3 separate regions of the Homo sapiens genome follow, and regions 2 and 3 are each linked to region 1. A link is a contact called in ENCODE Hi-C data. All regions are on one chromosome and are shown on one strand. The core of a region is the stretch at or near the end of the contact, and the rest is flanking DNA. Distances in the headings are between cores, read along the strand shown.

Evidence for each region. Hi-C counts contacts between places; a loop is a spot of excess contacts on that map. Pooled maps may share reads with other maps.
Region 2: a loop to region 1 is called in a map with no recorded cell type, with 3 times the contacts of the local background. The contact joins two enhancer-like sites. A Hi-C loop is called at or near these places in 9 of 37 single-sample maps with no recorded cell type and 3 of 50 pooled maps.
Region 3: a loop to region 1 is called in a map with no recorded cell type, with 7 times the contacts of the local background. The contact joins two enhancer-like sites. A Hi-C loop is called at or near these places in 4 of 37 single-sample maps with no recorded cell type and 4 of 50 pooled maps.

What each region holds. Positions count from the first base shown.
Region 1 is chr12:105,350,140-105,355,209 of GRCh38, reverse strand. All of the region lies in intron 2 of C12orf75 (chromosome 12 open reading frame 75), which reads right to left. Among named protein-coding and RNA genes, the nearest start is that of C12orf75, 22 kb to the right of the region's middle. Within about 2 kb of position 2,054, at least 10 of the 41 ENCODE cell types and tissues checked have a DNase peak (open chromatin) inside an H3K27ac peak, as active enhancers do.
Region 2 is chr12:104,476,294-104,481,363 of GRCh38, reverse strand. All of the region lies in intron 1 of CHST11 (carbohydrate sulfotransferase 11), which reads right to left. Among named protein-coding and RNA genes, the nearest start is that of CHST11, 22 kb to the right of the region's middle. RefSeq lists an enhancer at 2,594-2,643. Within about 2 kb of position 2,808, at least 10 of the 41 ENCODE cell types and tissues checked have a DNase peak (open chromatin) inside an H3K27ac peak, as active enhancers do.
Region 3 is chr12:104,580,274-104,585,343 of GRCh38, reverse strand. All of the region lies in intron 1 of CHST11 (carbohydrate sulfotransferase 11), which reads right to left. Among named protein-coding and RNA genes, the nearest start is that of MIR3922, 8.8 kb to the left of the region's middle. RefSeq lists enhancers at 1,506-1,575, 2,402-2,451. Within about 2 kb of position 2,468, at least 2 of the 41 ENCODE cell types and tissues checked have a DNase peak (open chromatin) inside an H3K27ac peak, as active enhancers do.

The DNA.
Region 1 (5,070 bases), core at 805-3,304:
CAAGAGAGCAAAACTCTGAAAAAAAAAAAGAAAAAGAAAAAGAAAAAGAAATTCGTGAAAACCACCCATCCAACCTCTCACCTCATATTTTGCTGACTTCCTCTATCCCAACAACTTCTGTGCTGCTCCGCTAACATACTCCGATGGCTGCTCCATGGAGTATAGTTCCTGGAACTATTTTACCACATTTTAGAGTAGAAAATCCCACTCCCTAGGGAGGAAAAAAAAATCCTCCTTTCGATAGTCCCATCATTCCCAAGAAGGCTGCTTTCTTATTGCAACATCAGCTCCAGTTCATCCATCCCTCCCCGTCCTCCCTATCCATCAGCCCCTCGTGTTTCCCTTCCCTCTCTCCCTAGCACATGTCTTGCAGTCAAGTATTTCTGCAGCACTTGCTGGTCACCACCTATTCCTCTCCATCCCTGGATGAATCCGTCCATCTGCTCTCTCTCTTCCTGCTCCTATTTCACAGGGTCCGACCTAAGGAAAATCTCATCATGGCTACCAATGGGAATATATGATTTCTAACCACAGCAAGGCCCTCAATATGCTGGGTCTTCTGCCATCAAGTATTCATGTCAGAGGCCCTGCCAAATTTTTTCAACAACATTTTAAACTAACTAATAATTCTAGCTGTCATTCACCGGGGGCAACAAGCATAATGCCAAGTATTTTCCTAGGATATTAAATATACTGTATTTGTAATCTGTCCCTCCAGCAGCTACTTCAGCTCTCTGTGCTCCCCACCTCCTCACTTGTAAAATGAAACATCATTATTCTGTCCATCAGATTATCATGGGTATGGAAGGAGATAACGTACAGAAAATGCTGGAAATCAGTGTATGGTGCACAGTCCTCAGTAAAGATTAGCTACTACTGTAAGAATGATGATGATGAAGATGATCACCCTGCACAGTTATTATATTATCCCAATTTCACAGATAATTATACTAAGGACACAATGTAACACAGCTAGCAAATGGTGAAGGGGATTTTAAACACAAGTCCCTCTGCTTCCAAAATGCAGGCTTTTTCAATGCTACTTCAACCCCATCCTCTTCACCCTCAGAAGACAGCGTTACCTTCTACTACATGGATGAGAAAAGAGCCCATCAGATACCCTAAGGTCTGTATCTATGAGGAGCAGAGAGGGCTCAGCTGACATGGGTGCATTAGACATGGTAAATTTATAAAGGATCCCAAGAAACTCAACATAAAAGATTTATCATTTCTTTTTTCCAAACACAAAAACAAAAACAAATTGCCAATGGGTTTTATGTCATTTCATTCCAAAATATTTTTCCCTGTATTTGCTACCTTCCATAATAATAAAATAGCTTTACCAAGGAAAGAATCTCAGTAAGATTCACTTTACATGTTTTAAGTGAAAGAAGTATTTGAATTACATTGTTTACATTGAGTAGCTATGGTTTTTTATTTTCAACAGCAAACATTATATTTGAGTCAACTTATTTAATACTGTTTCTTATTTGAAACGTAGTCATAATATTCTTATAAATATTGCTTAAGCTTTAAATCAAGACTTCTTTAAGAACACGAAAATTGATCTACAAAAAAAAATGCTTTCAATTAAATTCCAATTGTTTCGGTTTGCCCACTTACAATTTCTCCCCTTTTTTTTGGTAACGGCATCCCAATTTTTCCGTGGGGAATCACCCCTCTTCTGCTCTTTGGCCATATGGTAAGGTGGGGCTGATGATACTGATTGGCTCCAGTGGTGAGCACATGACTGCAGCCTGGCCAATGAGCACCCCACATTCTCCTGGCCCACTGACTGATTCCGAGATAGGAACATGACCCCAACGGGCCAAGAGAGCCCAGCCCTAGGACTTTTGATCAAACTACAAGGAAAAAGAAGCTGCTTTTTTCCACAGGAATTAGGAAGCTGATAAGATATAAACTGGTCCTGTTTGTCACCACTTGAGGAAAGCTGCCTAAGAATGAAGACGAAAGCAGAGAAGAGAATTTCTTCCTGTTGTTTGATCACCTGGATCCAGCTGTGACTACAGCCAAGTCCCTGGAGCTTTTCCACTCCACATGCCAATAAATTCCTTTGTGTTTGTTTGTTTAGGCCAGTTTAAACTGGGCTTCTGCCATTTCCTACCAAAAATATCCCAACGCAGCCTATTTGTGCCAAATAGCTGAGAATCTGCCACACTAAAATAAGAACATGGTTGATGTTGGCAGGTTTGTGAAAGCGGCCGAATGTCATTACCTTGAATTCACTGTTTTGTTTGTTTTGTTCAGTGTGTTACTGCACTGTGATTTAATTTCAAAGAGACAGAAAGAGAGGGAAAAATAGGCTTGTTTTCTGATACACATGTAGGCTTTTTCTTATGGTGATTAAGTTTCTAGACATTGTCAACCATGCTTTCAAGTGTTGAAGGTTAACCTAGCTAGGTTTTGAGTTCTCTAGCCTGTCATAGGATTTACATGCATCGTTATTCTCTCCACCACCAGAGAGAAACCCCCTCCCCAAACCACCATCAGCTTTTCTTACTCGCCTGGTTCCTGTCTTTTAGCCTACAGCAATATCCATGCCTCCTCCATGCCAAAAAATAATTTTTAAAAAAAGACAAAAGGAAAAACAAACTTCAATACACAAAATCAACCATACTCACAACTGGGCAGAAACAACCAAAAAACACTTGAAGAAAAGTGTAAAATGTTCATAATGATTGTCTCTGGTGGTAGAATAATAACTGAATTTTTCTCTTAAAAAATACTTTCCTGTACTTTCCAAATTTCCTTGGTATTCTTTTTCTAATACAGTATATTCTGAAAATTTGCCTCCTCTTAAAGCCACCAACATCCCTCCATTCCTTACCGCCAAACAGCATAAAAACCAAAGACCCACATCACTCTCTCCACTTCCTTGCACCTGGCTCACTTCCACTTTGACTTGGTTATCATTCACCCTGCTCAACTGAAACTACAGTCCCCAGGGTGACCAATGTGGCCATCATGACACACGCAATGACTTCTCTTCCTCCTTCAGCCCCCCATGACCTCTTTGGACTATCAGCCATCGCTTCCCTTGGCTCAAGTTTGACTGCAGCATTATCCTCAGAGTTTCCTTTCCTTTCCTTCCCCGTTCAGTCATTAAACAAATCTTATTAATTACATTTTCTAATGCATCTTGTTTGTATCACCTCTTCTCCTTTCCCTCTGCTATCTGACCCTCTTGTAGCCTCACTTCCATTATTCCTCTGTGCCTGCACCCTCCCTCATCCCATGTGTCACACTGCTTTGGGAGTTACTGCCCTAAAACTCAAACATAATCATTTAATTCCTCCACCTTAAAATCTCTATCAGCCCTTGAATGCATAAAAAAAAACAAGCACGATTATTGGCCTTGCACCCAAGGCCCTTCACAAGCCAGCCCTGCCCATCAACCTCATCTTTCACTTCTGCCCAGACTGTACCACAGGCACAGGCTCCAGGGGACACCACCTGGCTGGCTGGTCCCAGACCTACTGTCCTCTGGCACTCCCATGCCTTTTTTCATGCTTGTCCTCTGCCATGGGTTGCCATTTTTCTCCTTTTCTGCATGAACTCTTGTTCATCCTTCAATTCCAAGACCAGCATTAAATTCTGAACACTGGAATAATTAGCACTTACCACACTGTATTTTGGTCCCTAGTAGACAGTGAACTACTTCAGGACAGATACATCATTTTATTTATTATTATATACTGACTTCTCACCTATAGAAAACAGCAAATAAATAAGAAAAACGAGTAGTAAAAATTGCAGACCTTTCCTAGAGAATTGATTTTTTAAATATATAGTATTTCTGGCTTCCAAAAATAACAACCATTTTCCCACAAAGACTTTCCTGTGGTCTGCATAATATTGTGTTTGCCCTATTCTAAGTTCTTTACTCTCAGTACTTATTCTACTATTTTGGCCAATCCTTCTGGTTTGGGAATCAGTCTGTTTAGATTTTAAAAAAAAATTTTAATGTGCATAATAAAAAAATTAAGTGTCATCTTAATTTCTTAGCTCGTCATTCATTCATGGCATCACCTAATATTACAGTCAAGATTTATAAATCTATAGCTTCCACTTAAAAAATTGAACGTGCCTGAATATACCTTTTGTGTAAGGAAAAGTAATATTATAATGTTCTTTAACTTTTTCCAGGTAAATCCACTGCATTTGTTTTTAAAAGGTCATTTATTTAATAAATTACTTTATTTTAAAGTTATAGGACATAGAATGAGGTATAGTCAAGGGAAATCTGAAGAATTCAGGATTCTAAATAGTGAAATAGTTAAGTAGTTAAATGGCATCTCGCATCCTGGAACGGTTAATTCTGTTGACAAAATCATCACTAAATTTTATTAGAAAAAGAAAGATGTCATGAAATCACTCTGTCCTTGAAAAGCAATGATGGAACTGATTCAACAACTATTTATTCAACACAAACTATGATCAAAGCATGACATGAATAACTCTAGAGCACAATAAAATGGGTAAGGTATTGCCCCACTCTCAATCCTCAAGGGAAAAAAGACAAGAACATGAAGAACTACGATATAAACCCAACACGATGCCCCACAAGAAAGGTCCAAAATGCTGTGAAGGTTCTGAGGAGAAAGACACACTATGCAGCTCAGAGAGCCAGGAAATACTTCTCACAAAGGATAACACACATGCCCTACAGAACAGATGTCATTTCTATAAACAGAAAGGGAAAGGGAAAGGGCCACTCCAGGCAGTGGGCACAGCAAAACACAAGGACAGGAGCAAGAAGCATGAGGTCGCAGAAGCCCCTGAGAACAGTGGCCTGAAGAAGCTCTGCACAGCCCTCCCAGCCCTGGGCTCTGCTCACTCTCCACTGTAGCATCTCCTCCCACGCCATGCGAGCCAGTCGGTTTGAGGCTAAAACATAAATGCTCTTCCTATTCCTAATAAATCCTGGGTTCAGTCCAGAGGACGATGGGAATAATTGAAAGGTTTTGAGCAGAGGTCCTATGCAAGTGCAGGGCAGTGCTTGAGGAAAATTAATCTGGCAACACATATAGAAATTGAAGGGAGAGACTG
Region 2 (5,070 bases), core at 1,559-4,058, 870 kb after region 1:
CGGGACCTGAAGGAAAAGCACGCCAAGCACAGGGAACGGCAAGTGCAAAATTCGTGACGTGGCAAGAGTGTGGTGCTCATAAGGCACTGAAAGAAGGCAGAGTGGCGCAAGTCCAGCTGGGCAGGGGAACAAGGAAGTGGGACCAGGCAGGCCTCAGTGAGGCGGGACCTTGAAGTCAGGCTAAGGATTTGGGTTTCTCTTCTGGGTGCAATGAGAAGTCATGAAAGGCTGTACCTTTGCAGTGTTACAGCAGAGCAGAAAGGCAGCTCTCTTCCCATTTCATAGCTGGAAAGTACGGCACAGAGAGGTTAAGTGACCTCTGCTGAGTCACATCCCGGCACAGGGGTGAAGCTAAGAAGCCACATCCCCTGACTCCAACTGGAAAGAATCCCTACTGGGTCAAGGCAAGAAATGTGTTCCTTCAGACTGCAGTATTTTCCCAGGACTGCTATAACAAAGTGCCACAAACTTGGTGGCTTAATACAATAGAAATGTATTCCTTCATGGTTCTGGAGACCACAAGTCCAAAATCAAGATGTTGGCAGGCCCATCCATGCCCTCTCTGAGGCCTCTAGAGAAGGATCCTTTCTTGTTTCTTCCAGCTTCTGGTGGCTCCTGGCATTCCTTGGCTCATGGCAGCATCAATCCAGTCTCTGCCTCCATTATCACACGGTCTTATGTGTGTTTCTGTGTCTCTTCTCCTCTTATAATAAGGACGCTAGTCATATTGGATTAAGGGCACACTGTCCTCTAATATGACTTCATCTTTTTTTTTTTTTTTTTTTTGAGATGGAATCTTGCTCTGTAGCCCAGGCTGGGGTGCAGTGGCACGATCTCAGCTCACTGCAACCTCCGCCTCCCAGGTTTAAGCAATTCTCCTGCCTCAGCCTCCTGAGTAGCTGGGATTACAGGCACCCGCCACCATGCCCAGCTAATTTTTTGTATTTTTTAGTAGAGACGGGGTTTCACCATCTTGGCCAGGCTGGTCTCAAACTCCTGACCTCGTGATCCACCCACCTCAGCCTCCCAAAGTGCTGGGATTACAGGTGGGAGCCACTGCACCTGGTTGACTTCATCTTAACTAACTATATTTGCAATGCCCCTATTTCCAAGTCAAGTCACATTCTGAGGTTCCAGGAAGAACATGAATTTGGAGGGGGGGGCGGGGACACTATCAACTCAGTGCACTGACTAAGCAGATGTTTATGAAAGATAGGCCTGAATTCAACAGGGGCTCAGAGCACTGACCAACTAAAGTATAGAACCTTTTGCAGCAGAACTCCTGGTTGACCCCCAATATCCATTCTCTGTCTTCCTTTAGAATAAAGAAAACACAAGTTTAGCACATGACCACACGGAATGAAGACTACCTTTCCCAGCCTCCCCCACAGACATAAATGGCTGGAGCTAAGTGAGATTTAAGCAAAAGTGATGGATCCAAGGGGAATGCCCTCCGCTGGACCTCTCTCCCTCTTCCCACTGGCAGGAAGGCAGACATGGTGGTGAGCCATCTTCAACAAGTGGCATGCATACATGAGAAAAATATGTCCTGTGGCTTCTTCAAGCCATAGGAACACATTTGTCTTCTAGCAACAGGAGGTAAACAGAATCAAAAGTTCATGCGGCCATTTTCAGTCCAAATAGGTTTTCCTAGTGGCAAAAAACTTCCTAGCATACTACCTACTACCTAAGAGTGCAAGACTTTTTAAAATCTAATTATATATTTTTTACCTCTTGCCTCTCTTGGTTGTTATTCATCAGAAAAACAAGATCTGATGCCTGTCTTGGATAAGAGCATCTCCAGTTTTCTTTCTCTCACTCCCAACCTTACTCTCAAACTGGGCATGTGATCCCGGCCACACCAATGAGATTTGCTCACTCAACAGATTTTTACTGAACACTTGCTGTAGGACAGGCACCGTTCTAGGAGCTGGGGATGACAGTAAACAAAATATAAAAATCCCTGCCCTTAAGAACTTTACATTCCAGAACTTTTGTGGAAACTGCTGGAAAAAAGAAGTACTCTCTCTTTCTACTGGGACTGCTGAAAGGCTAGGATGGAGGCTGGAACCGCAGGCAGCCATCTTGCCACCATGAGGAGACAGACACAGCATGAACAATCACATGCTAGGGTGCTTGGTCTCTGCCACACTGAGTTTGGCTCAGTTCCCTGAGCCAAAAAAAAGGGGGGGCCCTTTTTTTTTGCTTAAACCAATTTGAGTTGGGTTGGGAAAGGAAGGAGTTGCATCCAATTTCTACCAATACGTTAAGAGTCCCTCAGAAAGATATCTGAGGCAAGTTTGGAAATGCCAAGTAAAGACAGGTGACTCTTTTGAAAACGGCTTTTCCTTGGACATGCCTTGGACATGCACTGTTTAAAGGCTCCTTCCATGTTGTCATTTCCAGTTTTAAAAACCTCCTTTTCAATAACCCCCTAGAATGAAGGCACCAGTTCACTGCCTCTCCCACTATGTGTTAAGAACCAAACCATGTCATCTCATCCCCCAAATGACCAGAGACTAGATGGTTCCAGTCACCTCCTGAAGCTCTTGAAATTGCCTGCCACTGCTGCTGATGGCCACAGGGAACACCACCTTTATTTCCCAAAAGGCTAAATCCCACCGGTTTTCCTCAAGGTAGTGACTGGGCCCCAACATTTCTGATAATTGCTTTCCTTCCCAGGCAAGCACCTCCATGCTCTGGGGCCCCGTGAATACTCAGCTGTTAACAGGAACAGCCTGAACTAGACTTACAGATAACCGAAGCTAACTGACCACATCCTACTTAACAGGAAACCTAATAGACAGCTATTTTAGACTTATTCTCACTTCCCCTCATCCGCTTCCATCTCGGCACTCTGCTGCTGGGAAGTCAGGGTGTACATAAAAGAGACTATGGGGAAGGGGTCAGTGGAGACTCCAGAATTCAGATATAAAAAGGCTTAGGGACGTGGACCTGGTGGAAGAGAGGTGCTGGCACTGCATTCACGTGGCAAACATCACATTTTTACTTACAGTGTATTTTGGGGTCTCTGGTATGGGCTAGTGGAAATCATTTTTTTAATGTTTAAGAAAAGAAAATAATAAAATTAAAATATACCCAGGCCTTCCTTCTGGAGATATAAGTAACAGAAATACTACACAGGAAGCTCCATCTGCCGTGTGTGTTTGTGTGTGTGTGTGTAACGATCAGCAATGTCTTTCACTTTTGCAAGAAGAAAGATACAGTTTGAGTTATGGGTTTGCTTTGGTTTTTCTCTCCCTGTCTCCCACCCCCACTTCCTGTTAGGGGGGTTGCTTCCCAAACTTGAGAGCCCCATCAACACACAGCTCCCTGGAGAGGCTTCATTCTCAGGGTGCTGCCAGCCATCACCCTTCTTAGAGTCATAGGAGACATGTGAAGAGCTCTTAGACCTTCTCACTAAATGAACTTCCTCATAACTGAATTCCTTTCTCCAATCAGTTGAGGACAATTGAGTGCACAATGCCTCCTAGAGCTATCATTGTGTCTTTCCAACTGCAGAGCAATTGTTCATTTTCCTTTCAGCTCAAGGATCGTTCCTTGTCTTAGTCCATTTGGACTGCTATATCAAAATATCCTGCACTAGGTGGCTTGTAAACTACAGAAATTTATTGCTCAAACAGTTCTGGAGGCTGGAAAGTCCAAGATCGAGGCACTGGCAGATTTGGTGTCTGGAAAGGTCCCACTTCCTGGTTCTCACTGTGTCCTCCCATGGCACAAGAGGTGAGGGTCTCTCTGGGGTCTCTTTTATAAGGGCACTAATCCCATTCATGAGGGCTCCCTCATGACCTAATCACGTCCCAAAGACCACCACCTTCTAAGAGCCTCATATTGGGGATTAGGTTTCAACACATGAATTAGGGAGAGACGCAGCATTCAGACAATAGGGTTTCTCCATATGTTTTTCCTCCTAAATCACAAAAAGAAATTTTTCTCGCAGATGCCAGCCCACGCTTTGCAGAGAGAAGTTCTTATTAGAGCACTTTGAGTCAGATGAGCCAGGGCATCCGAGCTCCACCAACTACTAGCTGGGTTACTTTAAGTTAATTACAAAACTTCTCTGAGTCCCACCTAAAAATGAGGATGAGGCCAGTTCTCCTCGCCAGGCTGTGGAGAAGACTAAATGATTTAACACCTGTAATGGGTACCTAGTGAGTAGCAGTGAAAATGTATCTTTTCATTGAATTTGAATCCTAAGGATGATCTATTATAGGACTCTTGGACAGGCACTGAGGGTATGGAGGTGGCTTTACAGCAAGCTACTTGTCCATTCATGAATCCCCCTATCCCTGGAAGCCCATTAATAAGATACTTTGTGACATCTGAAGAAAGTTCTGTTCTCTTCCCAGATCAAGTGAAACCTCTCCTTACCTTCCTTGGCTCATTCATTCAGACATGCAAGCATGTATGCAACAAACATTTATTTTATTACAAGTCTGTCATACGCCAGGGACTGGGGACACAGTTTGTGGCCTCCAGAAGCCTATAATCTAGTATGGACCAAAAACTCAATGCAAGCATGAATGTTGAGATAGAGGAAGGCTCCATCAGGAATCTGGATGACAGCTTAATCAAAGGAGCTGGGATATAGTAAGATGGACATATTCACACACTGCTGGTTGGAGCATCAATAGATACAATCTTCTAGAAAATAATTTGGTTACACTTATCAAGAGCCTTCAAAGGTTTATAACCTCTGAATTGCCCCTCTGAAATTTTATCTGAAAGGGACATTAAGAAACTCAGACAAAAGTTTAGTTTACAAAAAAAACGGCATTTTTTTAAAAGGGAAAATCTTTCTCAAAAATATTCAACAAAGGAGAATGGCAAAATGAAAATACATCCATCTGATGGAATATTACAGTGTTGTCAGAGAAAACTGAATGACATGAGAAAATGCCCATGATTCGGTGCTACATGGAAAAAGCAAAATACACTGTAAGCCTGACGATTTCATCTTTGTAAATATATATACACACATATATTACATATCTTACATATATGTGTATATATTATATGTGTGTATAACATATGTATATATTATTCACA
Region 3 (5,070 bases), core at 1,219-3,718, 770 kb after region 1:
TCACAAATCAGAGAGGAGCTGTTGCACAGTTAACAGACAGAAGGCGTTGATGATGTATGCTGGAGGCCTAAGCGCTTTGGCATTGCTGAAGGTGAGTACGAGGCAAGTGCAGGAGGCTGAAGTGCGGCTGTTGAACAAGTACTGTGAGCATCTTTTCTCCAGAAGCAAAGATAGCTGGAAAGACGATCTCTCCCCCAAGGAAAGGCATGCCTGCAGTAACAGAGCTGGGGCTTCCCAGGCAGCATCCATGGACCAAAACCCCTATTTCATTTCCATATTTTTAAGAGTTAAAGAGGGGATTAGCTTTTTAATTGTTCATTCGCATTATTTTCTTCTGACATTTTTCTGGCACAAGATGCCAACAGAGAGAACACTGATTTTAAAAATCTCCCCACGTGCACTGCATTACTGGAGCCATGATGATGTTTACACCCTTCAAATCCAGCAATTTCCCTCTTGGGAAATTACACCGAGGGATTAATTCAACAGAAACTAAAAGATGGACGCGCAAAGATGTTTGCTATAGAATTTCCCTTCTAGTGGCCAAAAATTGGAAACACTCTAGGATATGAACTATCATTTATGAAATTATTCCTATAATCTTGGACCAATCAAAAAATGCTACTGTTATTAAAATAACATGAAGACATGAAAATGGAGTTTAAATTAACCACTTAAACCGCTGCTTTAAGTTAAAGCAACAGAATTCAAAATATTATGTGGGTCGGGACCTTGGTTGTGTAAACACACATACACATATAAAAGACAGCATATGAAAGTGAAAACAGGCAGGGCATGGTGGCTCACGCCTGTAATCCCAGCACTTTGGGAGGCTGAGGAAGGGGGATCAGCTGAGGTCAGGAGTTCAAGACCAGTCTGGCTAACGTGGTAAAACCCCATCTCTACTAAAAATACAAAAATTAGCCAGGCATGGTGGCATATACCCGTAGTCCCAGCTACTGGGGAGGCTGAGGCATAAGAAGCGCTTGAACCCGGGAGGCAGAGGTTGCAGTGAGCGTAGATTCTACCACTGCACTCCACCCTGGGTGACAGAGTAAGACGCTGTGAAAAAAAAAAAAAAAGAAGAAAGAGAAAGAAAACAACTTTGTTAAAATAGAGTACTTTTTACACTTTCTTTCACATTGTATAGTATTCTTCCCACTAAAAATGATGACTCAACATAATGCCAGATCCAAATCAACTCTAAGTGTTAGAGATGCTACTGAAAATCAGGCAAGTTCTAAACAAAGAGTTGGAATTTCCCCAACAAAAACCAAACAATTATCTATCTGCAGCCACTGATGTGAATATTTTTACTCAAGGGATCTTTGGACGGGGTGCGGTGGCTCACGCCTGTAATCCCAGCACTTTGGGAGGCCGAGGAGGGCGGATCACTTGAGGTCGGGAGTTTGGGACCAGCCCGGTTAACATGGTGAAACCCCATCTCTACTAAAAATACAAAAATTAGCTGGGTGTGGTGGCAGGTGCCTGTAATCCCAGCTACTCAGAAGGCTGAGGCAGGAGACTTGCTTGAACCCAGGAGGCAGAGGTTGCAGTGAGCTGAGATCTCGCCACTACACTCCAGCCTGGGCGACAGAGTGAGACTCCATCCTCAAAAAAAAGAGAGAGATCTTTGAAAACTGAGAGCACAAGGCATTTGTTTAATTTCTGCATATTTTAGGAATATAGGATGCTTAAGTATAACTTAAGTTGCTGCCATCAAGAAGTGCTGAAGGGGTAAGGGAGATAAAAGCAGGTGTCAGAATCGATCTGAAAATGAATAGGGGAGGCCCCAGACAGGGGCAGAGGGTGCACACGTGAGCTTTGGGGGAGGCTAGGCTGTGTGTCAAGTGTGGTTGTTGAAATATGGTCAGAGGGAAAAGGCCATTGGAGCTGCATCTGATGAAACACGCCCACGGTCCCCCAATCTCCCTCACTCCCTGCTTCCCTTCTTGTGAATCCAAGATGCAAAGCTGAGCCCCATTCCATAGACCCTCCAAAGATATGGAATGGGATCAGAATGATCCCAAGGAGGGGAAAAAGAATCAAAGCCACTGTAGTGGTTTCTCCCCAGGGAAATCCAGGGAAACACTCACAATTTTAAGGAGGGTTTCATCTTAAAGTAAAGATAAAAAAGTGTTATGACAAAATGGAGAGACAAGGTCCCATCTTTATCCAGAAAGTAAGAAAACCATGTACAAGATTTCTGTTGCCTTGATAAGCAGGAAGGCATGGCCCCAGTATACAACACATATGTATGTGGCCGCACTTAGATATTAAAATTCCCTCCAAGTTGGCCAGGCAGGTCTATTTGTGCAGGCAAATTAAAAAGCTGTAAGACAATAAGGTGTCTGCAAATGGTTACAGCTACAAGAGGATATGAAGCTATTTGCATGTCTGTCTCTAGGGGAAGCAGCCAGATGTGTTAGAAACAGTTCCAGTTCAGAGCTTGCGGCCACCTGTGAGCTGGGTGACTTGGGGAGAAGGAAAACAGGTACAAGCAGAAGACATTTGGAGTTCCGGCTCTATACAATGCTGAATGCCAGGCAGGCACTTCAGTGGAAGTCATTTTATATAACCCTCCCTTCCTCACTACCATCCCGAGATGTATTATTTCTATCATACAGATGAGGAAACAAGTGCAGAGAGGTTCTTGCCAACGGTACACAGTTAATAAATGACAGATCCTCTAGGATGATACAGCAGGGAAATGTTTATTATCTCTGAGTGTTCCCAACAGTGATTGGCCCCATGAGAAGGGCGTGCAGAGGGGACGTGAAATGCACAGAAAGAACTTAAACTCCAGTTGCATCCCTTAGTAAAGATAATAACATGAAAACAGGGGCCTGGGGTTTAAGTAACTCAGTAAAGGTGATGGGGCAGGGGCAACATATCTGTCTGACACATCTGGTCAAAATGCTGACATCAAAGTCTTCAAGCACAAACACACGCACACACACATGACTACCCCAACGCTGATTTCATTGCTCAGGAGCAGAGCACTGTAGCCAAGGGTAGGCTCTAAGGGTGTTAGAATTCCTGCCTCAAATCCTGGCCCCTCCACTGGCCAGCAGAGTGATCTTCTGCAAGCTTCTTAACCCCCTGCATCTCAGTTTGCTCACCAATAAGATGGAAATAATGAGAGAACCTGCCTGATAAAGTTATTAAGAGGAGGACATGAGCGGAAAGCACTGAGTGCATTGGCTGCCACAACTCTCAGGCGCACATTTCCATATTTCAATTTCTCGCAAATAAGGATGCATCCTACAACCATAGTCTTCTTAGACTGGATGAAATAAGGATAGAATGATGATGCTGACGATAATGACGTAGTGCATCCCTTACTTCCTTTCCACCTCCCTCCGTCCCATCCCCATCCCCATCTCAAAGCCCAAACTCCTGGATGGAGTGTTTGTTCTCAACTTCTCTTCCTTTTTCTTTTAGTTTGCTACAAGTTGAATGCTTTGTTTTCCAAGCCAAGACAAATCTCCTCAAATTCAAATGGCAAAGTGCCACAGCATCAAAATGCCCTGTGCCTTCTGAGGCTTGCTAAGATGCAGGGAGGCAGCTCCAGGGTAACAGGCCCTTTGAGACCACCTGTGCCCGAGCCACTCCTCACACAGCCAAGGTCACTGCCCTGGATGTCATGAACAGCTGGGGAAGTCTCTGTCAGGTTAGACAGAGGTAGTGGGTCTTCAGCAGTACCCAGAAAGACCCTCCCCACCCTCCTGCCCACCAAATAACTGCCTCAGCCCTCACTGAGGCCAGAAATCCCAGGCAGTGTTCCTTTAAATCAACGGTTTCCAGTCACTCGACAATGTTTGGCCACTACATCAAATCATAACCAGCTTTCTCAAAGTCTGAAAAACTACAAGAAGTTGTGGTTCAAATAAATAAATAGGGATAAATTTTCCTCAATTATCAAGCTTTCTCCCATAAAACTTTGTTAAACAGTTGACACAGCTGTGCTTGAATCATAAACACAGATATACATATATAAACATAGATAGTACTAATATCTCAACAAATATTAGTATGTCATGAAGACTTCCAGATATCTGCCACCTGGCCAAGCTTGAGGTTGTTCCCCCAGCAGAAGCTAATGCAAGTCAACACCCTGAAGCTAATGAAGGCCAACACCCTTGGGATCAGAGTCCAAAGTCCTCAAGGATAAGGATGCAAGAAGCATCCATTTATCAGAGGTTCTACTCAGAAAAGGCTGATGGGAGAAGTAGCTCCTGCATGTCCAAGGTCAGGAGTTCAGGGACAGAAATCAGGACAGAACAGGAGGGCCAGAAAAACACCAGAAAAGGCAGAAAAGGCACTCAGATTTTTGCCTTTCACTTTGTCCTGATCTCAATAAACATCAATATTCAAGGCTTCACTTGCTTTTCACGATGAGTGTATTGGAACTGAAAGTTCTGAGACAATTATAAGAAATATGAAAACCCAGGCTAGGTGCAGTGGCTCATGCTTTTAATCCCAGCACTTTGGGAAGCCAAGGCAGGAGGATTGCTTGAGGCCAGGAGTTCAAGACCAGCCTGGACTTGAAACCCCGTCTCTACAAAAAAAGAAAACAAGAAATATGAAAATTCCCCTTCCTTCCAACTGAAGTATGGAGCCTCAGAAGACTGAGCACCCATTTCTTGACAAAATCCTCCTGGCCCAGCTATATCCTAGAAGTAAATTACAACAAGTAGAGAGAAAAAATTGGGCTCCCAAACTTCCAGGAAGCTTTGCATGGGGCACAATCCTAGCTGTTATAGAGGTTGAAAGTTAAGTTACATATTTTTCTACCATTCTCTGATTGTGTCTGACATACTGAATATTCATTTATTTTGCCTTTAATTTATCCATAATCGACATGTCTACCATGCATGAGGGCTTAAAGCTCCACTGAAATAAATTACATCCCATGGTATTTAGAAACAGGCAGCCTAACATCTAATCTAATTGACCTAATTAACCCTTTTCTTAAATGCCCATGCTTTACTATATCAGCCAGAGCATACAGTGAACGCTTTTGGCTTTATTGTGGCTGAACAATATTAGAAACTTTAGTCAAATCCA